2 separate regions of the Mus musculus genome follow, and region 1 is linked to region 2. A link is a loop called in an ENCODE intact Hi-C map of the cell type or tissue named here. Cell type or tissue: heart. All regions are shown on one strand. Links, peaks and the distances in the headings refer to the core of each region. The heading gives the core; the rest is flanking DNA. Region 1 holds the start of Slc7a10 (solute carrier family 7 (cationic amino acid transporter, y+ system), member 10). Region 2 overlaps Wdr88 (WD repeat domain 88).

The links. Hi-C counts contacts between places; a loop is a spot of excess contacts. Peaks named below come from ENCODE experiments on the same cell type or tissue, not always from the same donor. Only the 100,000 strongest peaks of a DNase experiment are listed, where the experiment ranks them.
Region 1: it touches region 2 in a loop (3.0-fold over the local background); 24 of 42 quality-filtered maps call a loop at or near these places.

Annotation. Positions count from the first base shown.
Region 1 is chr7:35,180,691-35,192,590 of GRCm38, forward strand. Slc7a10 (solute carrier family 7 (cationic amino acid transporter, y+ system), member 10) reads left to right here and starts at 5,695. Exons shown (of 11, transcript NM_017394.4): 1 at 5,695-5,960. The coding sequence starts at 5,792. Gm38988 (a long non-coding RNA gene) reads right to left here and starts at 4,267. Exons shown (of 4, transcript XR_003946743.1): 1 at 822-4,267; 2 at 354-719. In heart, for the core only: a CTCF peak has its summit at 4,829; no DNase peak of the experiment used is centred there; H3K4me3 peaks cover 2,426 bases; H3K27ac peaks cover 927 bases; H3K27me3 peaks cover 4,302 bases.
Region 2 is chr7:35,260,124-35,272,023 of GRCm38, forward strand. Wdr88 (WD repeat domain 88) reads right to left here. Exons shown (of 11, transcript NM_001370886.1): 2 at 7,165-7,275; 3 at 3,001-3,089; 4 at 396-459. It also overlaps a transcript of Gpatch1 not described here. Among named protein-coding and RNA genes, the nearest start is that of Wdr88, 9.5 kb to the right of the region's middle. In heart, for the core only: CTCF peaks have their summits at 4,828 (motif pointing left) and 6,763 (motif pointing left); no DNase peak of the experiment used is centred there.

The DNA of each region.
Region 1 (11,900 bases), core at 2,884-7,883, 79 kb before region 2:
CTTACAAGTTAGACCATCCCATGGGTATATCCCAGAATGTATGACCCTATCCTTACAAGTGAGACTATCCCATCCAGATGGCATGACCCTATCCTTCCAAGTGGGACTCTTCCATGGGTATATCCCAGAATGTATGACCCTATTCTTAAAAGTGAGACTATCCCATCCAGATGGTATAACCCTATACTTAAAAGACCCCAAAACTCCACCAGAAAACTCCAAGACCTGATAAACATTTTCCACAAAGTAGCACAATACAAAATAAATATGCAAACATTAGCAATTCTCCTATAGATCAAGAACAGACTTATACATACATACATACATACATACATACATACATACATACATACATTCACCTGGTCGATGATGCTGTGGGCTCAGGGTTAAGCATTGTGGCCTTGCTGGGGCAAGTACACCACTGGGGTGGACTTTGAGATTGAATCCTCAAGCTGCTTCCAGTTTGCTCTGTGCTCTGTGCTTGTGGTTGAGCTATGAGCTCAGATTCCTGTTTGGCATCCATGCCCTCTGCTTGCTGCCAGGCTTCTCTGCCATGACTGACTCTTATCCCTCTGACACATAGGTCAAAATAAATTCTCTCTTCCTTAAGTTGCTTTCGGTGGAGTTTGTTGTTGTTGTTGTTGTTGTTGTTGTTGAAATCACAGCACCAGAAAAGTAATGCACCCATAATAGAAGAATAAAAACATGCATTTTTCACCCTACACAAAAAAATCAATCCAAAAACAGATCAAAGACTCACAACTCTAAACTTAATAGGAAAAAAACACTTCAAGGAACAGGCAAAGACAAGGACTTCTTACCAGAACCCCGATTGCCCAGAAAGTGATGCCGAGAGTTGGCCAGTGGGGTTGCATGGGCTTTAAAAAGTTTCTGCACAGAAAAGGATATAATAGTCAACCTATAGAATGGGAGAAAAAAATCTTTGCTAACTCTATATCAGACAAAGAATGAGACAAAAATCAAACACGAAAACCCCAAACAATCTCACTGACAGATGAGCCAATGGGTTGAGCAAATGCTTCTCAGGAGAGTAAATACAAATGGTCGTAAATTTTGAAAGGGAAAAATGTTAAACATCCACAGCCACCAGGAAAACGTAAATTAAAGCTGCCTCGAGATCCCATCTCACCCCGGTCAGGGTGGCCATCACCAAGACAATGGCTGACAAAAGATGCAAGGCAGAGCAAGAGATGCTGCTCACTGCTGATGTGACTGTGAACAGATGAAGACACTGTGGAGATCTCTACAGATTCCTCTGAGAGCCAAAAATAGAACTACTCTATGATCCAGGTATCTCAATGCTGGACACCAAAGGACTCTGTCAACACGCCACAGAAGTACGGGCACATCCATGTTTATTGCTGTTCTATTATAAACCAAAATATAAAAGCTGCCCAGACGCCAATTTGCAATGAATAGATGAAGGATGTGTGGTCTAAAGTGGAATTTAATTCAGTTGTTAAAAAGAATAAAATTATGTCACTTGCAAGAAAATGGATGGAAATGGAGATTATTATATTAAAGGAAATAAGCCAGATTCAGAAGAACAAATATCACCTTTTCTTTTATATGGAGAATCTGTATCTACATATATGTATCTACCTATGACAATGTATGTATGTATTTATGTATGTATGTATGTATGTATGTATTTCTAACATAAAATAGAGAGAGATCTACTTGAGGAAAGAACAGGGACCAGAGAGAGGTGTGTAGGAGGGATGAGAAAGGGTAGTTAAAGTCTGAATATATACAAGATACAATAATAGATAATGCATATAAAAATTATCATGAGACCCATTTGTAAGCTTAGATTTTTCAAAACTTTATGGGTTTGTTTTTAACCTCCTTTCTATCCTAACATCCACCAGGGGTAGTGAAAAACAAAGGTTAATAGGGAATGGGGGTCGTGGACCTGTTTAGAAATAGTGTTTGTTTGTTTGTTTGTTTGTTTGTTTGTTTTGGAGAGATTCAAATCTTTGTTGTGAGCAGTCCAGTCCACTTGGCAAACATCAAACACAAATCAGTAGCAGTGGTTTGATCCAAAAGAAACCACTGATCAGCACGAGTCTGCGGAAGCCCAGCCAGAGCACCACCAGAAGTTCTTCGGTGTTTTTCTCTCAGTGAAGTAACTACAAGCAAAGATCGATGAAGAAAGCAAGGCGAACCAATGCCACATTGTCATCAGCGAAGCCCAACAATGGCCACCAAAGAGTGGCAAGGTGAACAAATGGCAGAGTGTCGCCCACTGTCTGTTGAGTTATACTTACACTCTTTCCAAACATCATGGACCTCTGAAGCATCCACTCTAGCAAAGCATCTCATGTCCTTTCACGAGGCAACTTCCAGAAGAACACCACGTGTCAGTTCTCAGCAAAACATCCTCTAGTTTCCAGGGAAACATCACTTTCCAGGAAACATCACATGACACAATTTAGTCTCCAACAAAACTAGAAATTCTCACTTCACCTATTGTTTTGTATGCTAATCAAAACATTTGTAAAATAAACAAATACTTTATAAGTTGGTTCTCGGGTGTTGCAGTATGAGAAGCTAATGCAGATAGATTGTAGGGTACATTGTAAAGTCAAGCCAAGAGAATTTTGAGAGCTGACCCATCAGAGCTCTTGGAAATGACTGTCTTTCCTCCACTACTCTGCAGTGTCCCTTGGTGGTGATAAACCAGAAAGAGTATATCTCTATGATTCAGTTTGTTTCACTGATGAATTACTTTAGCTTTGCTTTGATACCTTGTATCCTCCACACTAGGATACAGGTCTTCCAAAGTCATTTTACTTCACCTGTGTATCAACAGCACCTTACCAAGTTTCATCCTCTTACTACTCTCCAAGAAAAAACAAAACAAAACAAATACAAGTTGAGATGTGTCAAGTATCAATTTATTCTAGTTAACTTGGCAAAAAAAAGGTTTTTTGTTTTGTTTTTGTTTCTGTTTTTGTTGTTATTTTGTTTTTTGACAAATTCTCACTGTGTAAGCTTTGGTCTGGTCTGGAACTTACTATGTGGACCAGGCTGGCCTCAAACACACAGAGATCTACCGGCACCTGTCTCCTGAATCCTGGGATTAAAGGCATGCACTTCCACTCTCAATGGGGGAAAACCTATTTTAGATTCCATAGCCAAACAAAGTATAATCTTGAGTGTTTTTTAAAATTTTTTTCTTAACATTTATGTGTATGGTGTGAGCCTGTGTGAGTTTATGTGCACTATGTGTGCAATACCAGTAGTAGACAGAAGAAGGTGCTAGATCCACTGGAACTGGAGATACAGTTGGTTGTGGACCTTTATGTGTGTGCTGGGAACTGAACCAGGGTCTTCAGCCAGATCAGCAAGTGCATTCAACCTACGAGCCAGCCCTCTAGTCAGAGTAATTGTTTTTATGTTATTAAAAGCTTATTTTCTATTTCTTGCTGGCATACAGAAATATAATTTATTTCTGGATATTAACCGTATACCCAGTGACTAACAAACTTATCAACCTACAATGTATCTTTGTACTTTACTTCCTGTATACTCAAACATATCATATCTAAATGACAGGTTTTGCCTCCCTGCCCACTGCCTACTTCGAACTGCTTTTCATTGTTTTCTTGCCTTGTGACACTGACTAGCACCATATTGTATACAACCAATGAGTGCTAATGTCTCCTCTTACTCAGGCCTCCATGGGAAAACATTTACTATGTCACCGTTTAAGTATGGCAGTTGTGGAGTTTTGGTTTTTACTTCCCGAGCACTCTGTCCAGCTTTTGGATTCATTTGGGGTCTGAGTTGTTTGTTTGTTTGTTTGTTTGTTTTCCACGTGAAGGCAGCCGTGTTTCTAACTTGTTTAGAGTTTTGTGGCTTGCTTCGCTTAAGTCATGGATTACCATCTTTTTAGAAGGTCCCACATTTACCTCCTAATGATCCCTGAGCTATATATATCCCAGGAGAGACATGCAAACACCATCTTCAACCCTTAACAGACTCAACCCTTCTCAAACACAGACTCCACATTCCAAGTCCCCGGAGAGGCTCATCTCTGAAAAACTACTGGCTTCTGGCCTGTGACTCTGATGCCACCCTCTGCCCCTTGACAAAGAGCCTCAGGGGAAATCCTTCTGGCTGGACCCTAACCCAGGCGACCTTGGCATTGCAAAGACAACGGAGTCGCTAGTCAAATCAGAAAGTCAAGCCTCTCAGGTCCTTACTACCTGCAACACTCATGAGTGTCCTGGGTATCAGGACCGCTCTCCCCTATCCCAGCCCACCCCAGCCTGACCCAGCACCGCACGAGGTTCCTTTAAGAGAGTCTTGCCACGTTCAGCTTATCGTCTCTGGGGCGGGAGGCAGAGGTCGCCAAGAATGTTGGGCTTCGTCGGGAGTGCGAAGGATGAAGCTCTGCCGAGTGGCTTCCCCCTCCTGGTCCCCCCAGAGTCCTCCCTCTTCTATTTATCAAGTCCCCGCCCCAATTTCGAAGTACCAGGCCCTGGCCAAGACCCCACCTCCGTGCTCCGCCCCCAGCCCAGGCTCTTGGGCTCCTGAACTCGTCCCATCTCGGGTCCTCCCTGCCCTTCCCCAGCAAACTCTGAGGCCGCGATCGGGGGAAGGACCGGTGGCCCCGAGTGGCCTCATCCTCATGCAGGGGACGGCGCGACGCAGCTATCGCCAGCAACACACAAAAGCTGTTCCGCCGTCGGCCACACCGTGCCAGCCTCGCTCCGCCCGCCGCCCCGGTGGCCCCGACGCGGCCCTGCTCCCTCGCACCACCCGCGCATGAATTTGCCCCGCGATCTGGGCTGCACCGCCCAATGGCTTCCGGGAGGAGGCAGGCTTCCCAGGATCCTGGGCCCGATACCTCCTTGCTACCACAATTGTTCTCTTCCCGTCTCTCTGGCACTTCCAGCGGTCTGGTCACCTTGAGCCATGCTAGACGGCCTGGGCCAAAGTCCCAGTCCACTGTGCCCTGACTGACCTGTGTAGAGGAGTCTGCGGTGGGGACCTAAGGCTGGACCCGAAGAGGAATTAGGGGATGCTGAGGCAGGGATAGATTTGATGGTGATGGGGACTGTCCCAAACTCCCAGGATGCCCGGGGCCCCACTGGGGTCTCCTTATCTTCAACTCTTCTCAAGCCTTTTGCCTTCAGAATTGTTTTAAGGACAGTCTCCATTCATCCCAAATGACTCAGTCAGGACCGCCTAGAGGCCAGGGAGCTATCAAAAAGTCTTCATGGAGACCGTGCCACTGTCAGGCTAATTGCCGCTAGGCGGTGGTTTTCAACCTGTGCAATGCCCACCCTTCACAAATGGGGCTTGAGGGATTTAGAAAGTACAGGCTGGGGCATGCAGCACCGCCTACCCCAGCACGTCTTGCTCACACTCCTTGAGCGCAGGGACAGCCTGGTCTTTGAGCTCTTCTCCCCCACCTCACCCAAGTCTGGGTGTAGCCCCTTCGTTCACTCAACTAGGAAGTCCTTTCTAAGTCTGATCCCAGTCCCCTCCTGTCTCCCCTGACTAGGGTTGGGGGTGGGGGGGAAGGGGGAGTTCCCTTTAAGGGCGGTGGGGGAGGGGGCTGCCGGCCGTCCCTCCTTCCGTCCCTCCCTGGATCCAGCCGCCCGGGGGCCCCCGGGGGCCCGGGCCCCGTGCCAGCGCATGCGCCCGCCTGTGGGCGCTGTCCCGGGCTGCGAGGGCCGCGAGCGCACCGACAGACGAACCGACCGACGGAGGACTGGCTGCGGGCCGGACAGACGGGGTAGCGCAGGGAACTGGGATGAGGCGGGACAGCGACATGGCAAGCCACATACAACAGCCAGGCGGGCACGGGAACCCCGGCCCTGCGCCCTCGCCTTCCCCGGGCCCTGGTCCCGGCCCGGGCGCCTCGGAGCGGGTGGCACTCAAGAAAGAGATCGGGCTGGTGAGCGCTTGCACCATCATCATCGGTGAGTAGGGCGTACATAGCGTGGAAGTACTGGGGGAACCCCTTTATGTTCCTCCCTCACGAAGACCATAAGACCACAGGGGCAAAGGAACCCTTCGAGCACCTGCTGCCATAGCTGGAGAATACACTTGACCCCATTCGGAACAGAACCTGGCAAACCAGTCACAAAACTTCTTGCCCTCACCTCCCCAACCTCTCTGAAAATTTGCGCCTGGAAGGGGGTGGGGGTTCGGGTGGGGGCTTTCCTTGCTGCAACCCTCCCCTGGCCTTCACTCAGCTGAGGGGCTTTACCAAGGCAAGTCCCCTGTTCCCACCTAGGAAACGGAAATAATTGCTAGGCCTGGCTTGAGTGGCAAGTTCTGGGCTGCAGGGCAGCCTGTGTGCATCCCTACTGTGTGCCAGATTCAAGTGCCAGGGAAGTGAAGCCATCTGTTCTTGGAAAGCAGGAAGGTAAATGGCCGGGTAGAGTCTAAAGCAAGGGTTAAAGGCCACGAAGCTGACCTTCCTGGCAGAGGTGGCCACAGAATCCGAGGAGAGGTAGCGAAGTAGCCAGGAGCAGACCAAGCCTCCAGGAGAGCACCCACTCAGCCCTGGGATCCAAGTGAGCACTCTCGTGATCTGGTGGCATCTGAATGGGTGCTCTCATGGCCTGGCCCCTCTCGCTCTTCCTACAGATGGTGCTTTTTGCATAGGTAGAATGCCCCGGGGACAGGGTTGGGCAGCAACCCCACCTCTGTCTGTCCCTTGACTCCTGAAGGAGAACTGGACTAGACCTCTTGGGCGGGGCCTTTTCTGATTCCCTGTGCCCAGGAGTTGGGGGTCTAAAAGAGCAGTAATTGGGGTCTTGATTGTCCCCTTTCCCAGCCAGTAGGAAGTGGCACACAGTAGGGATGCAGCCAAATAGCTCTCTTTCTGCCCTTTGACCCCTGGAGATAGAGAAAGGCTGAAGTGTGTGTGTGTGTGTGTGTGTGTGTGTGTGATCTTTACCTTCTGCTCTGTGCCCTTCCATGAGAAACTCCAGCTGGAGAGATGTAGTGTCTCTTGGGTATCCCCTGCACTCCTACCCAGAGTCACCCCTGAACCCAGCTCCAGAGAATTCCACCACCTGCCTTCTTCCTTCTAGAATGCTTATCTCCCAGGGACTGGTCCTGATGTCCCTCCAGCCCCCCTGACTGTCTGATAATAGAAAGGACCGAGCCTGTGGGCCAGGCCAGAGCAGTGGTTAGAGCTTTGCCTTCAGCCAACACCATTTTCAGGGTACTGTACCTCCTCCCCGCAAAAGGGAAGCCTACTTATCACTTGGGTCACTGGTGGGGCTGGCTATGGTGCCAGAGAGGTTCAGAGATGGTGGAGAGGAGAGCCTAGCATCAGAGGCTGCCAGGCTGCCAGCCATCTGCAAGAGGATGGGAATGGTGGTGTAGGGGAGAGATGAACACCCAGTCCACCATTTTGCTCCTTCTCCATTCAGGCTTTGGAGGAACTGGTGCCCCGGAGCCTGGCTCTGGGCCGCCAGCTCCCTTCCCATTTCAGCCTGTTCTTGCTTCACTGTTCCCCCTTGGCCTCCAGAAGATGAAGGCTGAGGAGGAGGGTGGAAGTCAACTGCGCTAACCAAGAAACAGAACTCAACCACTGTCCCAGCCCAGGGCACTGGGTGCTCTCCCAGGGGGCCAGGCTTAAGAAGCTCAAAAGTTCCATCAGTCAAGACACCAGGCCAGGCAGGGGACAGAACCAGACAGCGGGGGATTGTCCTAAACTAGGTGACTGGGGAGGAGGCCAGATCTGCTCTGCTCTCTCCTTCTGATGCCCCAAGGGTTCAGCTCCTTCCCCTTGCAGGGCTTTGGGGACCACTTCTCACTCAGCACAACTCTCAGACCTGGGTTCCTCTTCACCTGCTTCTCCTCCATTCCTAACCCAGGAGCTTGGTCAAAATCAAAAATCTCCAGTGTCATACTCTAGTGTTATGGAGCTGGAGAACTTCACATCCTTGTCTGTGAGTGATCTGTTACTCACTGGATATTTCCAGAATGTCCAGTGGAGCCTCCCAAATGATACACCTCACCAGTACATCAGATATCTGTTCAGAATACCACCTCTTGTTATAGTATGGACTTACCTTACCTCCTTTGATTCTCATGCTCACCCTATGGGAGGGGTGGTGGTGGTGGTGGCAGGTTTCGTACCCATTACACAGATGGAGAAACTGAGGTTGAGGGTTACATGGCACTATTTGCAACTGATGAGCTCAGAATTTGGATACAGGTTCCCAGTGGCCTTCGTGCTATGGAGGCTTGGCAAAGTGAAGGCCTGACTCTTAACAAGCAATGGTGGAGGAGCTGAGCTAGGGTAGACTGAGATACCCCTCCACTATGCAGGAACAGAGCCAGGAAAGTCAGCCTTTCCCGTGGCAGCACACATGGGGTCTCTGATCCTAACTTGGAGACCTCAGCTATCCCCGTCACACAATCCACAAGCAAGGAGGAACATGCCCAAGTCTGACAGCCTGAGTGATGTTGGCTCTGCTGCCCAGACCACCACTCCCCACTTTCTACTTGGGATTCAAGTGTCCAGTCTATGCAGGTGTTTGAAAGCCAGAGACCTGAGGGGTGACTGCATGAATCCCATCTTTCTAGAGGCCTTTGTCATCCAGCACTGCCACATTGTCTACTATCTCCAGGGCCAGAAGTAAATGGGCCTCTGCAGACACTTTTCCTACAGGTCCTGAGGATTCTTCAGACCCATTGACAAGTAAAGAAACTGAGGCCCTAAGGCTGTAACCTACCCAAGGTCACATGTCCTTAGGATACTGTAGCACACCACTGGAAGTCAGAGCAACTCCAGCCACAAGGCTGAGAGCATCTCTCACCCCCAGAGACACTAATGCATCCATTCAATGGTACCAGGTGTATTGGCCATCTAACAGGGAACAAGACAGGCTGGTCCCTCTGCAGCAGTTGATGCTCCAGTACAGTCAGTCAGCAAACAAAATAAATAGCCAGGCATGTAGCCAGTGGCCATAATAAGTACTGGCCAGACAACTGAGGCAGGAAGGAGGGCAGGGTATGCTCGGGCAGGGTGGAGCCCAACAGGGCTTGGTGGTAGGCTGTGAGCTATGGCAAAGGCTTTGCCTTTTTCTTTTTAGGAGCTGTGGGAGGGTTTTGACCCAAGAAACGATTGGACAGAACTTAGCTCTCTAAGGAGGAGAGGCCATGGGGATAAAGGTTACAGAACGGGTAGGCTAGGCAGGAAGGTTAGGCAGGAAGCCACTTGGACAGAGGCAATGGTGGCTGGAGACAGGGCATCAGTGGAGGGCTGAAAGTTCAACTCTGGTTGTGTTTGTGACAGACTGACAGCCAGCCGGGAAAGGTCCAGGGTGACAGAGGTGGTGGCCTGAATTAGTGCAGTTTGACTCTGGTTGGTCAGGACAACTTCAGGAAGGAACAGATCCGCAGGAAGAATGGGAAGTTGGAACTTCTGTCTGGAGTTATGTGGGAGAAGGAGGCCCGAGCGTGGAAAGTCTGTGGTCTAGACCCAGGTCAGGGGAAGGTCCCTGCTCTGGTTATAAATTTGGGAATTGTCATCAGGGGATAGGATGAGGTCTCTAAGAGAGCAATTATAGAAATAATAGGGTCAAGGGCCTGGGACTGAGCTCTGGGCAACCAGGGGTTAAAAGCTGGGCTTTCGATGAAGGACATGCAAAGAATTCCAAGAAATAGGACACGGTGGGGGGGGGGGGTACGGGGTACTCACCTGGCATCCCTGCACTGGGGAGGATCAGGAGTTTAAGCTCAGCCTGGGCTACATATTGAGATTTTGCTCAACCTGCCACAGAACACAATTTAATTGAGGAAGGTACGGACTGGGATCTAAGAGTCAGATTGAGTATCGTAGAGATTGTTGGTGACAGTGACAAGACCGGGCCTGGAGACTGGGGGCTGGCAGGCTCACTGGCCTTGGTGGGACTTGACTGGGCAGGCCAGACGGAGAGATCTCCACGTCTCTGCTTAACCTCTCTCCAGAGAAAAGTAGGTTAGGCTAGAGGTACACGCTAGCTGATTAGCAACCCAGGACACGTCCCGGATGTCCCCACTCACCTCCTTGGTATTCTACCAAGACCTCAGTGGGGCCACTGTCACGACAGGGAAGAGCTTGACACAAGCTTACTAGAAAGGCTTGGAATGGTGAGGCAGGCTTCACTCAGGTCTCAGCAAAGTTCAAAGTGCTCACTCCAGGGTGTTGGGTTTCCAGGAGAAAAGCTGTTTGGGGCACAGGGATCTCCTGGGTTTAATAAAACAGCGAGAGTCATAATTACTTCCCTTGGCAACTGTTGGGCAGGGTCAAAGCATGCCAATGCCTAGGCAATATTAAGGAATCACTTTCTATTCACCCTTCCAGCCTATGCCATTGGGGCAGAAATCAAATTCATGGAGCTAGGTGGGTGATCTGGAGAGCTACCTGGGGGTGGGGCTGCTTCGGAAGGACCAGTGGTTTGCACTACTTTCACGAGCAGGGGACAAGGATCCTGATCAGGATCAATATCCTAAATAATGTGCTTGCTCTCTGGCCAAGTCCTATCAGACCAGCTCCCTGCTGCCATCTAACCCCGTGGACCCACTCGCAGAGTCCCGAAGAAGACACTTGCTAGAGGTCTATCCCCACATGTGTTTGTATAGATAGGGATGTTGCCAAACCCACACACCCATGCACACATTCTCACACACCATGGGCAAGCAAGTGACTCATTCTGAAGATTTGACCTCTGCAGTTTACCCCTGTGACCTCCACAGTCTGCCACTGCCTCCCAGAAATAGGTCAGCAAGCACCGCAGCAGCAGCAGCAGCCGCTGCAGAAAACAATGGCCCTTTCTTCATTCCTCCTGGAGGCAAGTAAGCCCCATCAGGCCAAACATCTTAATGTGATAAAACCTCCCAGAGAAAGCACAAGGAGGGGGTAGGGGCATTGAAAGGCTTACCTGTCTGCCTGGGAGGACCAACAGGAACCAGAGGGCAGTTATCCCACTGAATGGACAGGAATGGAGAGGCCACAGGACCCATCTCTTTCTGGCTGTCAGTCAGATGGTCACCTAAGCACTTTTTAATATCTCCATCTCACATCTTCATACCTTGGTCCTATTGGATCCTGGGTCCCTCCTCCTCCTCTTTCTCCCCTCTTTGCCTCCATCTCCTTTTCTTTCTTCTTTTTCCTCTTCCTCTCCCTCCTTCTCTCTTCTTATCCTCTTCTTCCTCTTCTTCCTTCTCCAGTGCAGGATTTCTCAAGGGCTGGTTGGTTCACTGCAGGTCCTTTCCAAAAAAACATATCTACGGGGCTTGAACGTGGGACCCAAGAACACAGTCCTTAGCCCATCACTAGTAGTCAGAATGTTCTAGAACATCAGCTCTATGGACCCTCCCCACAACAAGCACTGAGAACCGCTCTCCTCAGCATCCTCTCATCTGTTTGTCACTGTCTGCTGCTTACCCAAGCCCACCACCCTCGTGGCTCCCTGCCTCCATCCCACCCACATGGTGCCCAGGGCATCTAGCACAGCATGATGGTCTCCTGCCACTTTCAAGCATGAACCTGAAGCAGGTGCTACAGGTCGTCCTGGCAGAGTTCCCTGATTCCCCATAGGACCTCAGAGACACTGCCTAGCACACATGGTCCTTTGAGCCACACGAGAGAAGTTCTGGGTGGTAGACTGAGGCCCCGTGTCCAGAATAATTGTGCACTTCCACACACTCGCAGTCCAGCACTGGAGTCTCAGCTGCTTGGCTCAGAGCTAGTGATACATCCCTGACCCCAGAGACCCCCTGTGAGCCGGGGTTTCCTCGGGAGCTGCTGTATGAGCTTTCACCAGGCTGAGTGTGTAGAGTAATGGGGTCTCCAGAGGAAGGGGGTGCCTCACAGGAGGGATGGGTAACTCCGGAGTTTTGGATGCCCCCAG
Region 2 (11,900 bases), core at 2,926-7,925:
CCCCAGTACTGTTGGGACACAGAGACAAGAGACTGGGAAAGGCTTTGGCTCATCGGCTTCATAGCCTTCGCTCTATGGCCTCAGCCCACTTCCTGCCTCATCAAGTCCCAAGTCCAAGTGGCTCTCTGGGGAACCCGGGGTGCCTGGCCAACTTGCTCTCCGCCTCTCCCTGTGGTTCTGAGAGCAGCCCCTGGCCCGCCAGGAGTGGAAGCCTCTCGTGCCCACCACCTACTTTCCACCGATATGTTCTCCCTGCAGGTGAGAATGTGCTCTTCCTGGAAGACCTGGGGCTTCTATCATTGTCCCCAACCCCAGGTCCAGCCCAAAGCCACCAAAGCCACCAAGGCTGTCATGGTCTTGTCCCCTGACACCCTCCCGGGGCAGGGCATACGTACCAGAAGCTGACCTGTCTCAACGTCCCAAGCCCTCACCGTTTTATCATAGGATGACGCCACTATCCTGCAAAAGAGTCAAACACACATTGCATCTTAACCATCGTCGCTAGGGCCTGCGGTTCCTACGAGGAGTCTTTCTCCTTTTGATAACTTAGAACCAAGATCGATCCTTCTGTCAGACACTCTGGGATAGTCTTCTATATTTAAGGTTATAAAATTTGATTTCAGGGGCTAAAGAGATGGCTCAGTGGTTAAGAGCACTTGTTACTCTTCCCGAGGACCCTGGTTCAGTTCCCACCACCCACATGGAGGCTCACAACATCTATAACTCCAACACTCCCTTCTGGCCTCCACAGGCAGTGCACACATGTACTTCCCTTACAAACATGCAGGCTGGTACATATACAAACACTGGCACACATAAAATATAAACAAGCAAAACAAAAACATAAACTCTTTTCTATATAGACACATAGATAATGTGTTTGGTTTTGGTTTTTTGAAACAGGGTTTCTCTCTGTTCTGGACTCACTCTGTAGACCAGGCTGGTCTCAAACTCACAGAGACCTACCTGCCTCTGCCTCCCAAGTGCTGGGATTAAAGGCATGCACCACCATGCCCAGGTAACAAGTAAAATATTTAAAAGAAAAGAAAAGATAGATAAATGGATAGAAAGATAGATAGATAGATAGATAGATAGATAGATAGATAGATAGATAGATAGATAGATAGATAGATGGAAGGATAGATGGAAGGATAGATGGAAGGATAGATGGAAGGATAGATGGAAGGATAGATGGAAGGATAGATGGAAGGATAGATGGAAGGATAGATGGATGGATCACATTCCTGTTCAGCCTGCTGTGTTCTGAAATGTTCTCTTATATTCAGATGTGTGCATGAATGTCCTGCTGTGTTTTGGAGACCTAGTCTCCAGCTGGTAGGGAGGCTGAGGGGGCTTGCTGGGGGTCTGTCTATTCATGCTTAAACCAATGATGGACTCACACTTGGATGGCATTGTTGATCGGTGGTGGAAACTCTCATGGGATGGGTTACGTTCAGGGAGTAACCTCTGGGGTCATGTCTTTGATGGTCAGATCTTGTCCCTGGAGTATTCCTGTGTCTCTGCTTCCAGGCTGCCTCGAAGCGAGCACCCTTACCACCCTGCACCCTCCTGCTGTGACACCATGCTCTGCTATGGCTCAGAGGTTGTGTGACCTGTAGAATCATCAGCCAGGACAAGTCTTTCTTCCCTGAAGTTGTTTGTCTCAGGATTTGTCCCAGTGACAAAAATGCTAACTCATGTAGCATATGGCAAAAAAATGTCCATATATATATTTATATATATATATATGTGTGTGTGTATATGTATACGTATACACACACACACAGTCCCCATGATGCCTGAACACCACACTTGTCTTTAACTTGTATTGTTCTTTGGGAGTCTCTGCTCAGTGTCAAGGAATCCATTTTAAAAGTTACTTTTATCATTTTAAATTATGTGTACGTGTGTATCTGTGTATAGGTATGTGTATGTGAGTTCAGTCCCTCGGAGATGGAGTTACAGGAGGATGTGAGACACCTCTGATAGGTGCTGGGGATTGAACTTAGGTCTTAACTGCTGAGCCATCTCTCCAGTGAACTTTTTTTGGGGGGTGGGGTGGTATGTCAGCTTGACACAGCCATAGTTAACTGAAAGGAGGGAACGAACCTTAGTTGAGAAAATGCTTCCATAAGGAGGTTCTGAGTTCTATAAGAAAGCAGGCTGAGCAAGCTATGGGCAGCAAGCCAGTAAGCAGCACCCCTCCATGGCCTCTGCATCAGCTCCTGCCTCCAGGTCCCTGCCCTGCTTGAGCTCCTGCCTTTGGTGATGAACAGTGGTGTGGAAGTGTAAGTCAAATAAACCCTTTCCTCCCCAACTTGTTTTTGGTCGTGGTCGTTTCCTCTCCCGGCAATAGTGAGCTGAGATCAGGTGCAGCTGCCATACCACGGGCTTTGTGTGACCATTTTTGTGAGGAAAATTCAAGCGGTTTCTTGTCACGTATGTCATCTCAGCCCCTGGAGGAGCTGAGACTGCTGCAAGCTGGAGGCTGCAAGCTGGGCTGCTTTATGAGTTTCAGACTGGGTTGCTCTATAGATTGAGTCTCAGTCTCAAACTAGAGTCAGAGGAGGGAGTGGGGAGAAGGAGGGTAGGAAGGAGAGCCAGGGGGAGGAGGAGAAAGAAGAAGAAGAAGAAGAAGAAGAAGAAGAAGAAGAAGAAGAAGAAGAAGAAGAAGAAGAAGAAGAAGAAGAAGAAGAAGAAGAAGAAGAAGAAGAAGAAAGAGGAGGAGGAGAGGAGGAGGAGGAAGGAAAGAAGAAAAGAAAATTCAGACTATGCTCTTAACTACAGTAAACATTCTATTTTAAGCAATTTAAATGTTCAGAATGCTGTTACATCGTTAGACTCCTTGATTCTCAAAGTGCATGGAAACACTGAGGCCTAAACAGGGGAATGTGGTTGTATATTTTCTTAAACAAGCAAACAAAAGCCTGTGTACAGGCTTGCCTGCTGACTCTGACTTTCCCCAACCCGTGTTACACAGACCAGACACCACCTTCTCACCTTCTGTTGTCAGCCGTGATGCTGCACTCTAAAACAGGAGCTTTGGGTCGTGGCTCAAAGTCCCAAATCACAGTTCCATCTTCAGCATCCTCCAATCAATGGGAGAGAGGAGAGACAGTGGTCAAGGCTTCTGTATGGAAGTCATGAATGCTGCTCAGCAGTAGTTCCTAGCTTGCCTACAGCAAAGTTCCGGGCTTTCCAATATCCCCAAACAGGAGGGACACTGCATCTTCCACAGCCAGGAAATCCCCCTCACAGTGGCCCAGGCACAGATGGGTCCTGGGCACACTGGGAGGGGACTCGTGATTGTTTGTTCATTTTGTACTGGCCAAAGAGGTTTCTTTCGATCTGTCAATAGCCCTCAAGAACTTCTTCTAATTCCATGCCCTTTGACCCCGTGATTGCACTCTGAGGGGTGCCTCTGGCAGAAATATGTGGTTAAAGCCTTATATAAGTATATGGGCCAGTGAAATAGCTCGGTGGGTAATGGCACTCGCCATCAAGCCTAATGACCTGGGTTCAGTCCCTGGGACCTACGTGGTGGGAAGACGAGAACCCACTCCAGAAAGTTGTCCTCTGACTTCCACATACACACAGTGCAATTTTTTTTTAAACATAATTGAAGACAAGACCCAGGTCCGTTTCTAGCACCCGCATGGCAGATAACAACCGTCTGTGACTCCGATTCCATGGAGATCTGACTTCCTCTTCTGGCCTCTGCGGCCACCAGGCATTCATGCACACGGTGCACACATGAACATGCAAGCAAAACACACATGCACTCAAGTTCCCTACGGCGACAGGGACAGTCAAGAACTGGATAATAAGGTGCTGGGGGCAAAGTCCAAAGGAAGCCAGGTGTTCCCCAACCTTCTCTTGGAGAGCTTGGGGCTCACCATTTACAGCAATAGCCTACACCAATCCACGTAAAGTGTTGTCTACCAGAAAGGTGTACCAGAGCCCAGGACCTGGAAGCTTAAAAAAGCAAGACCAATTCCATGGACACTCTGCCTGGCCCACACTTGAATTCCAGGAAGGCAGTTTGCACAGGCTGTAAAGGTGTGATTATCTGCCTTTATTACATGGGGGACAATCTCCAAAGATGGTAAAGGGCTACTCACCAGACTGGTTCCCAGACTGAAGCCATACCAGTGGCCTTTATGGTAGCCCCAGGCCTGTTGTGAATGCTAAGTTCCACACACCCAGTTCCCAACGCCTGTCCCCTGGGGCATATAGTCACATTCAGGAAATCCCAGGAGGCCCTTTTCCAAGCTCAGTGGAAGATAAGGGCAGCTGGGAGTTCCCCAAATGGAATTCAACAGGGCAGGGCACCCTCGGGCTGGTGTCCTGGGCTCAGGAAGAAGGATTGATGCTGACCACTAGGATCCAGTCTCTCTAGCTTGGCACAGTGCCTCTAGAGCAGTGTTTCTCAACCTGTGGGTCGGGAGCCCTGGGAGGGGGGGTGTCCTAACAACCCTTTCATGGGGGCCACCCTAAGATCATTGGAAAACACAACTCATAACGGTAGCAAAATTACAGTTATGGAGTAGCAATGGGTCACCACAACATGAGGAACAGTGGTAAAGGGTCTTAAGCATTAGGAAGCTTGAGAACCACTGCTTTAGCGGAAAACAACGCCCCCCCAAACCTCCCAACCCCACCTCCACACCCCCCTCCCCACCTGCCCCCCCCACCCCACCCCACCCCCCCACCCCCATGCTTGAGACTGTAAGCTACACAACCTCCAAGTCTGGGCAGAGAATGAAGCGATTGCAAATTCAATAGTGCCCCCATGTGGCCAAAATGAGGAACAGCAACCAAGGACAGAGGCTCGGAGCAGGTTTTCGAGCTTGGCCTTTGGAAAAGCCAATGCCTGAAAAGTCAGTTTGAAGGGTTTTGATTAGGTTTGTAGGAAGTTTTTAATTTTGCTCTCTTTTCCTATTGAGTTTGGTGCCTAGAAGGGCCTTGCGTGTATTAGACGGGTCTTCTGCCCTGAGTTATAGCCCCAACAGAGGGAGTACTAGGGAGATTTTGAAGGAGGCAGAAGGAAAAATCAGGGGAGTGTGACAATGGGTTGGAGGTGAAATTTATGATTCAGTATTTCTGTATGGTTCCAATTCTTTAAGTGTACAGTATACGTGTGTGTGTGTGTGTGTGTGTGTGTGTGTGTGTGTGTGTGTGTGTGTAACAGAAAAACAAAACAAGCAAAAACAAACAAACAAACAAACAAGCAGACACAGCCTTTCAGCCCAGACATGCACAAGTTCCATGAATACTTCTGTTGGGTCAACAGATGAACAGCACACAGTGACAATTACCTGTCCCCTTGCTCGGGAACCCCCGGTGACTACTGAGGGCTGGAAAAGGCCTTATGGATCCCAGAGAAAGTGAGTCCCCGCCCCCTTGCCCCCCCCCCTACTCCCGCAGTGAGATCCTAGCCTCTGGGTGCACAGGTGTCCACAGGGCAGCAGCAGAAGGAAGTATGGAGATCCAGGGGGGGTTGGAGGTGGGCGAGGCAAAGCTTGGAGCAGCCCCACCACACAGCTGGTCCTCTGGGACCTCAAGAGGTGGATAAACCACCCAGAGTCACACAGCCATTGGGTCTCCAATACAAGGTCTGAGCTGACCTGGGATAGTCCCAAACCCTCTGACCTAATCGGTCTGTGCCTTGGCACCAACATATGACAAGATCCTCCTCTGAGGTCATTTGTAGGGTCAGGGGCTCTACACTGTCCAAGTACCCATGCCAGGACCTGAAGCACCCTTGACAATCTTCCACCCTGCCGCTTCTCAACCCAAACCAGAAGGCAGCAGAAAGCCTCAGAACTGAGTATCCTCTCCATGTGGCCCCAGGCCGTGGTCATCTTCAGCCAAGTCCTTGCTGGCCAACATCACCCTCCATTCCTGCTCCCTCCTCTCTGTCAGCCCTGCCATAGACACCTGTCAGGGGCTGCTGGACACAAACACCAAATCCTACAAGCAGAGAGGAGGCAGCCTGGCCTGAATACCACACCCTGTTCCTGGTTTCTCTGCCACTACATAGTCAGGCACTGACCTGCTCCATCTCTCTGGGGCAGAACTCAGACCTGGCCCCCATTTGTCCTCTGTGAATGCCCAAGGCCTGGATATCACCGAAGTGGCAGGAATTCACGTCATGCCTAAGTTCAGTAAGAATTTTATATGGCGTCTAAAAAGCAGGACACTGGAGAGGTGGCTCAGTGGTTAAGAGCATTTTCTGCTCTTCCAGGGGTCCTGACTTCAATTCCCAGCACCCACATTAGGCAGGCCCGCAACTGTCTGCAACTCCAGTTGCAGATGACCCAATGCCCTCCCTGGCCTCCAAGAGCCTATATGGACATAGCGCACACGAGCACACACACACACAAATAAAAATAAAATGAAAACAGGATTGACAAAAATAGTTTAACAGAACTGTACGATACAAGATCAGTATATAAAAACGGAGTTTTCCAGATGCAAAGGAGACCCAGAGAATTAACAGTCTGCCCAAGGGTGTGATGGCACAGGTCTGTAATTCCTGTTTGTGGAAGGCTGAGGCAGGAGGATTGTGAGTTCAAAGCCAACCTTGCCTCAAAAATAAAAAATATGAAAAATTAAGATTGGGACTGGAGAGACAGCTCAGCAGCTAAAAGCACCAGCTGCTCTTCCAGAGGACCTAGGTTCAATTTCCAGCACCCACAAGATGGCTCACAACCATCTCTAACTCCAGTTCCAGGAAGAAGTCTACTGCCGCCTTGTGGCCTCTGTAGGAACTGCACACATGCGGTATGCAGGCAAAATCCCATACGCATAAATAAATATATCGGAAATAAAATTTTAACCAAAAAAATAATAATAATAACATAGCTCAGTGACTCCCAAGTAGAGACCAGGAACAACCAGGACCCCCTCCCCAAAGCTGGGTGCTGTCAGCATTGTGGTCTTAAGCCCGAGCCCCCAATGTGTCCAGAGCCACAGGCTAGCTAGCTGTTCCGAGGCTTTTTCTGAGGACTCAACACTGGGGTGGGCTCCTTTATCTTGTACTTGCCCAGAAGCCTTGGCAAACCCCAGAAAATAAGAACTCGGTGCTGGACAGTTCTCCAGCAGAAGAGGCTAACGGTACTCGGCATCTGAGTGCTAGCAGACCGTCGTCTGGCTACCTACCCACAGCTTCACGGAGCAGTCGTAGGAGCTACTGAGGAACCTTGTGTCATTCATACAAAAGTGGCAGGAACTCACGATGTGGTCATGCCCGATCAGAATCTTATACGGGATCTAAACAAAAGGACGGATACAACAACCAGTTTAGCAGTGTCGCTGGGCGCAAGGACATCGTGCAAAAATCAAGCAGTGTTTAAAAACATGTGACATGAAAAAAAAAATTAAGGAAAGCATCCCAGCACAAAAACGATGGGTAGGAGGGAGTTGTATGCCTTGGAAATGAAACACTGTTGAAAGAAATTGAAGACATGCATAAAAAGACCAGCATCCTATAATCACAGATGGGTGGATGGAATCGTGCTGAAACAGCAGACAGAGGTCCTCAGAGACCCACTAGGGCAACACTACCTCATCAAATTCCATGGTAATGAAATCATTGTAGAAAGTGACAAGCTGATCTTTTTCTATGTGCTTTTGGTTTGTTTTTTTGTTTGTTTGTTTTTTGTTTGGTTGGTTGGTTTGGGGTTTTTTGTTTGTTTGTTTTTTGAGATAGTTTTCTACAAAGCCCTGGCCATCCTGGAACATACCATGTAGACCAGGCTGGCCTGGAATTCACAGAGCTCTGCCCGCCACTGCCTCCTGAGTGCTGGGATTAAAGGCGTGTGGCACCTCACCCAGTCTATTTACATGTGCTTTTAAGTTTTATTTGTTGGGGGTGGGGGTGCCGTGGCTGTGTCAGTGCACTGGGCAGCCAGAAGAGGGCACTGGATGCAGAGTTACAAGTGGTTGTGGGCCACCCAACATGCATGCTGGGCAACGGATCCAGGTCCTCCCAGAGTAAGAGTGTGTGTTCCTAACGGCTGAGCAGTCAAGCTGCTCTTAAAGCCTTTGTGAAAATTCAAGAAGAAAATTCACCAATCTGTGGAAGGGGTGGGTAAGATGGCTCAACTGGTGAAGGTGTTTACTGCCAAGACTAGTGACCTGAGTTCAGTCCCTAGGACCCACATCGTAAAGGAGAGCCCCAACTTAAATTGTCCTCTAAATTCCAGACTTCCCCTAACCCACAGCAAGTGCCAGTGGTATCTGCCTGTAATGAACCCCTGCACTGAAGAGGTAGACAGCGAACCCCTGGGGCTGGCCGGCCACCCAACCCAACCTACCTGGTGAGCTAGTGAGCCCCAGGTCCCAGCGAGTGACCTTGTCTCAAAACCAAACAAATAAAAACACCCGGGTAGGTCGTACTGTGGGGGCTCAAGCCTTTAATCCCAGCATTTAGCATTTGGGAGGCAGAGGCAGGCAGATCTCTGTGAGTTCAAGGCCAGCCTGGTTGGTTCACAGAGTAAGTTCCAGGAAAACCAGGGCTACACAGAGAAACTTTGTGTTGTAAACAAACAAACAAGAAACACCAAGGTAGGGAGTGAGGCCAGAGATGAAGCCAGTGTGCGTCTGACCCCCATCACCAGGACCCACGAGGTGGAAAGAGAACCTGCTCCCCAAAAATTATTCACGCACACATCCCCACTCCAGGAATGCTAGTATACATGACATACACATACAAAGATGAGAGAATAAGCTTTTGAAGCACATTTTCTGGGAAATTTAGTTATTTACACACAAAAAAACAAACAGACTTCTACCACATATAGAAACAAAGTCAAAATGGATCAAAAGCTGTTGGGCTGGAGAGATGGCTCAATGGTTAGGAGCTCTGACTGCTCTTCCAGAAGTCCCGAGTTCAATTCCCAGGAACCACATGGTGGTTCACAACCATCTGTAATGGGATCCAATGCCCTCTTCTGGTGTGTCTGAAGACAGCTACAGTGTACTCATATACATAAAATAAATAAGATCTTTTTTAAAATTATATTTTTTAAAAAGCGCTTAAATGTTGAGTATTGAAACTCTAAGACTCGGAGGAAAGCAAAAGTGTAAATATCCCCTCTCTTCCCTTGGTGGTTTCTTAGATCTGACACCAAAAGACAACAGCAAGAATAGATAAATGCCATCACAATTAAAATCATGTGTGCCTGTGTCCTCAGCAAAGGGGAAACGACAGTAAGAAGATGGAAAGTCGCCACGAGGGAGGGAAAAGGACAGTCAGGGCGAGACAGCGAAGGCAGTTCACTTTCTGAACCTGCTTTATCAGTGTGACTGTTTCTACTTGGAGAAGAATCTATGTGATCGCCCAGGATCAAGAGAGGTCTGCGGCAGAGTATAGCGCCCTCTGCATTTCAAACAAGCTCCCTGGCGTGGTGGAACCAGTGCCCGGACCCCACTTCCGCCAGTTGTAAAGACAGAGCTTCGAAACACTTCCCAAGGAAGCCTCTAAATCTCCTATGAACGGTATGTAGTGACTCTCCATCCCGGGGATGGCGGGACGGACGGGTAAACCGTGACTGATCTTCACAGATGAGCCAAGGCTGCTGTTACTGTTCCCTTCCCGAAAGACAGACTCCATGTTTGGAGAGAGGAGCCAAGTGACCAGTGTTGTGGATTTGGTTTAGCACGTGCTGTATGAGTTCCCAAAATTGCACGAGAATTCTGCATGGGCGACCCAGAGGGTCCCTACCCCCAGCTGGTTCTGATTGGCAAATAAAGTTGCCGACAGCCAATGGCTGGGCGGGGAGATAGAGGCGGGACTTTAGGATCCTAGGGCAAGAGGGCCACAGAGGAAGAGGCCGAACTGCTGCTGTGCAGGAGAAGCAGAAGGACCAGGCTTAAGAGCTGAGAATGGGAAAGCATACACTCGTGTAAGGGCCAGAGATGAACGGCCCTGGGGTTGGGGTGGGGGTGGGGGGATTGGGTCTAGGGTACAAAGATGGATATAGATTTTAGCAAGTAATTATTCAGGAATATCGGAGGGGAGGCAATGTGGAAGTTTGTGAGTGTTCCATTCAGCTGATAAAGGCACATAAAATAAAAGGATGAGTGCGTTTCATTTGAGAACTGAACTGGGGCAGCTAGCAAAGGACTTGAGCAGCCATTGCCAGGATTACTCAACTACAGCGCCACACCAGTGTTGCCCCTTTTTGCTTCCTATAGCGCTATGGGCAGAAACAACATTTCCTCCCAACTGAGGCCAAGTGAAATGCATATGCGTGTGCCTTATAAGTTTATGTCACAATTAGAAGAGTCCGAACACCCTCTCTGTTTGCTAGACACACCCCAAGGCCTTGAATGTAAGGGATGAGGCGATCGACCCTTCTTTCACCCACCATCACTCGACAGCAGAGAACACAGGGTTCTCTCTCCAAATTGTTATTCCTATTTTTCTTCTGTGTAATGGAATCCCTGGTTTCTGTCTAGACTTTGGGGGGAAAATAAAAGAATGAAAAGAAAAGACAAACGGAAATAAACTATGTCCAAAATAAAATAAAATAAAATTCCTGGGCATTCTAGTAGCCACCTTTAAAGATTTCCTTTCTATTACATTTAAGGGGGTGTGCGCATATAAGTACGGGTGTCTGTGCAGACCAGAGGCTTCTGTCTCCTGGGGCTGGACTCACAGGCAGTGGGAACCACCTGGCATGGGTGCTGGGATTTGAACTTTGGTCCTCAAGAAGAATGGCACCAGCTCTTAAATGCTAATCCAACTCTCCAGACCCAAGGAGCACCCCTTTAATTGCAACACTCAGGAGGCAGAGGCAGATGCATCTCTGTGAGTTCAAGACCGGCCTGATTCTTACACAGAGTTCCATGTCATTCATGGATACAGAGTGAGACCCTATCTCCAAAACAAATCAATTTAAATCAGTTTAAAAATATCGTGCTGCAAAGGATATCATCAAGAAGTTACATATCTAGCCAGGCATGGCGGCACCCAGCTTTAATCCCAGCACTTGGGAGGCAGAGACAGGCATTTCTCTGTGAGTTTGAGGCCAACTTGGTCTACAGAGCAAGCTCTAGGACAGCCCGGGCTACACAGAGGAACCCTGTCTCAAAAAAAAAAAACAAAAACAAAAACAAAACAAAACAACAACAACAAAAAACAAAAATTACATATCTGCTATGGGGCATGTACTTAGAATGCATGGTGAAATACACATTTGATCGAATTCTACTGTTTTCTTTGTGTGCACAGCGCATGTGCATATTCACATGTGTAGAAGGTGTGCTGTGTGTGTAGATGGAGACTCCAGGCTCATGCCAGGAACCTTTCTCCACCTTATTCTTTGAGGAAAGGTCTCTCAATCAAACACAGAGCAGATAGACAGAGGATCCAGGGAAAGGTCTCTCAATCAAACACAGAGCAGATAGACAGAGGATCCAGGGAAAGGTCTCTCAATCAAACACAGAGCAGATAGACAGAGGATCCAGGGAAAGGTCTCTCAATCAAACACAGAGCAGATAGACAGAGGATCCAGGTATCCTGTTTACTTCTTCTGAGACTTAGATAATCTCAGCATTCACATGAGTTCTGGAGTTCTAAACTCTAGTCTTCTTGCTTGCACTCCAACCACTTTCATTACTGAGTCATCCACACAGCCCCCATGCCCTAACTGAGAGGTCTCGTGTAGCCCAGGCTAGCCTCATGCTTGAGGTATCGTCAAGGTCATCAAGGATAACCTCAAATCCCCTTCTTTTATTTACTACATTTATCTATTATGTGTGTGGTGCATGACACAATGGCACACCTGTGGCATTCGGTGCCCAAGTGGGGGATCTGCTGCTCTCCTTCCATCTCATGGGGTCTGGGAATTGAACATGAGCCATCAGGCTTCCTTGCCTTTACCTACTGC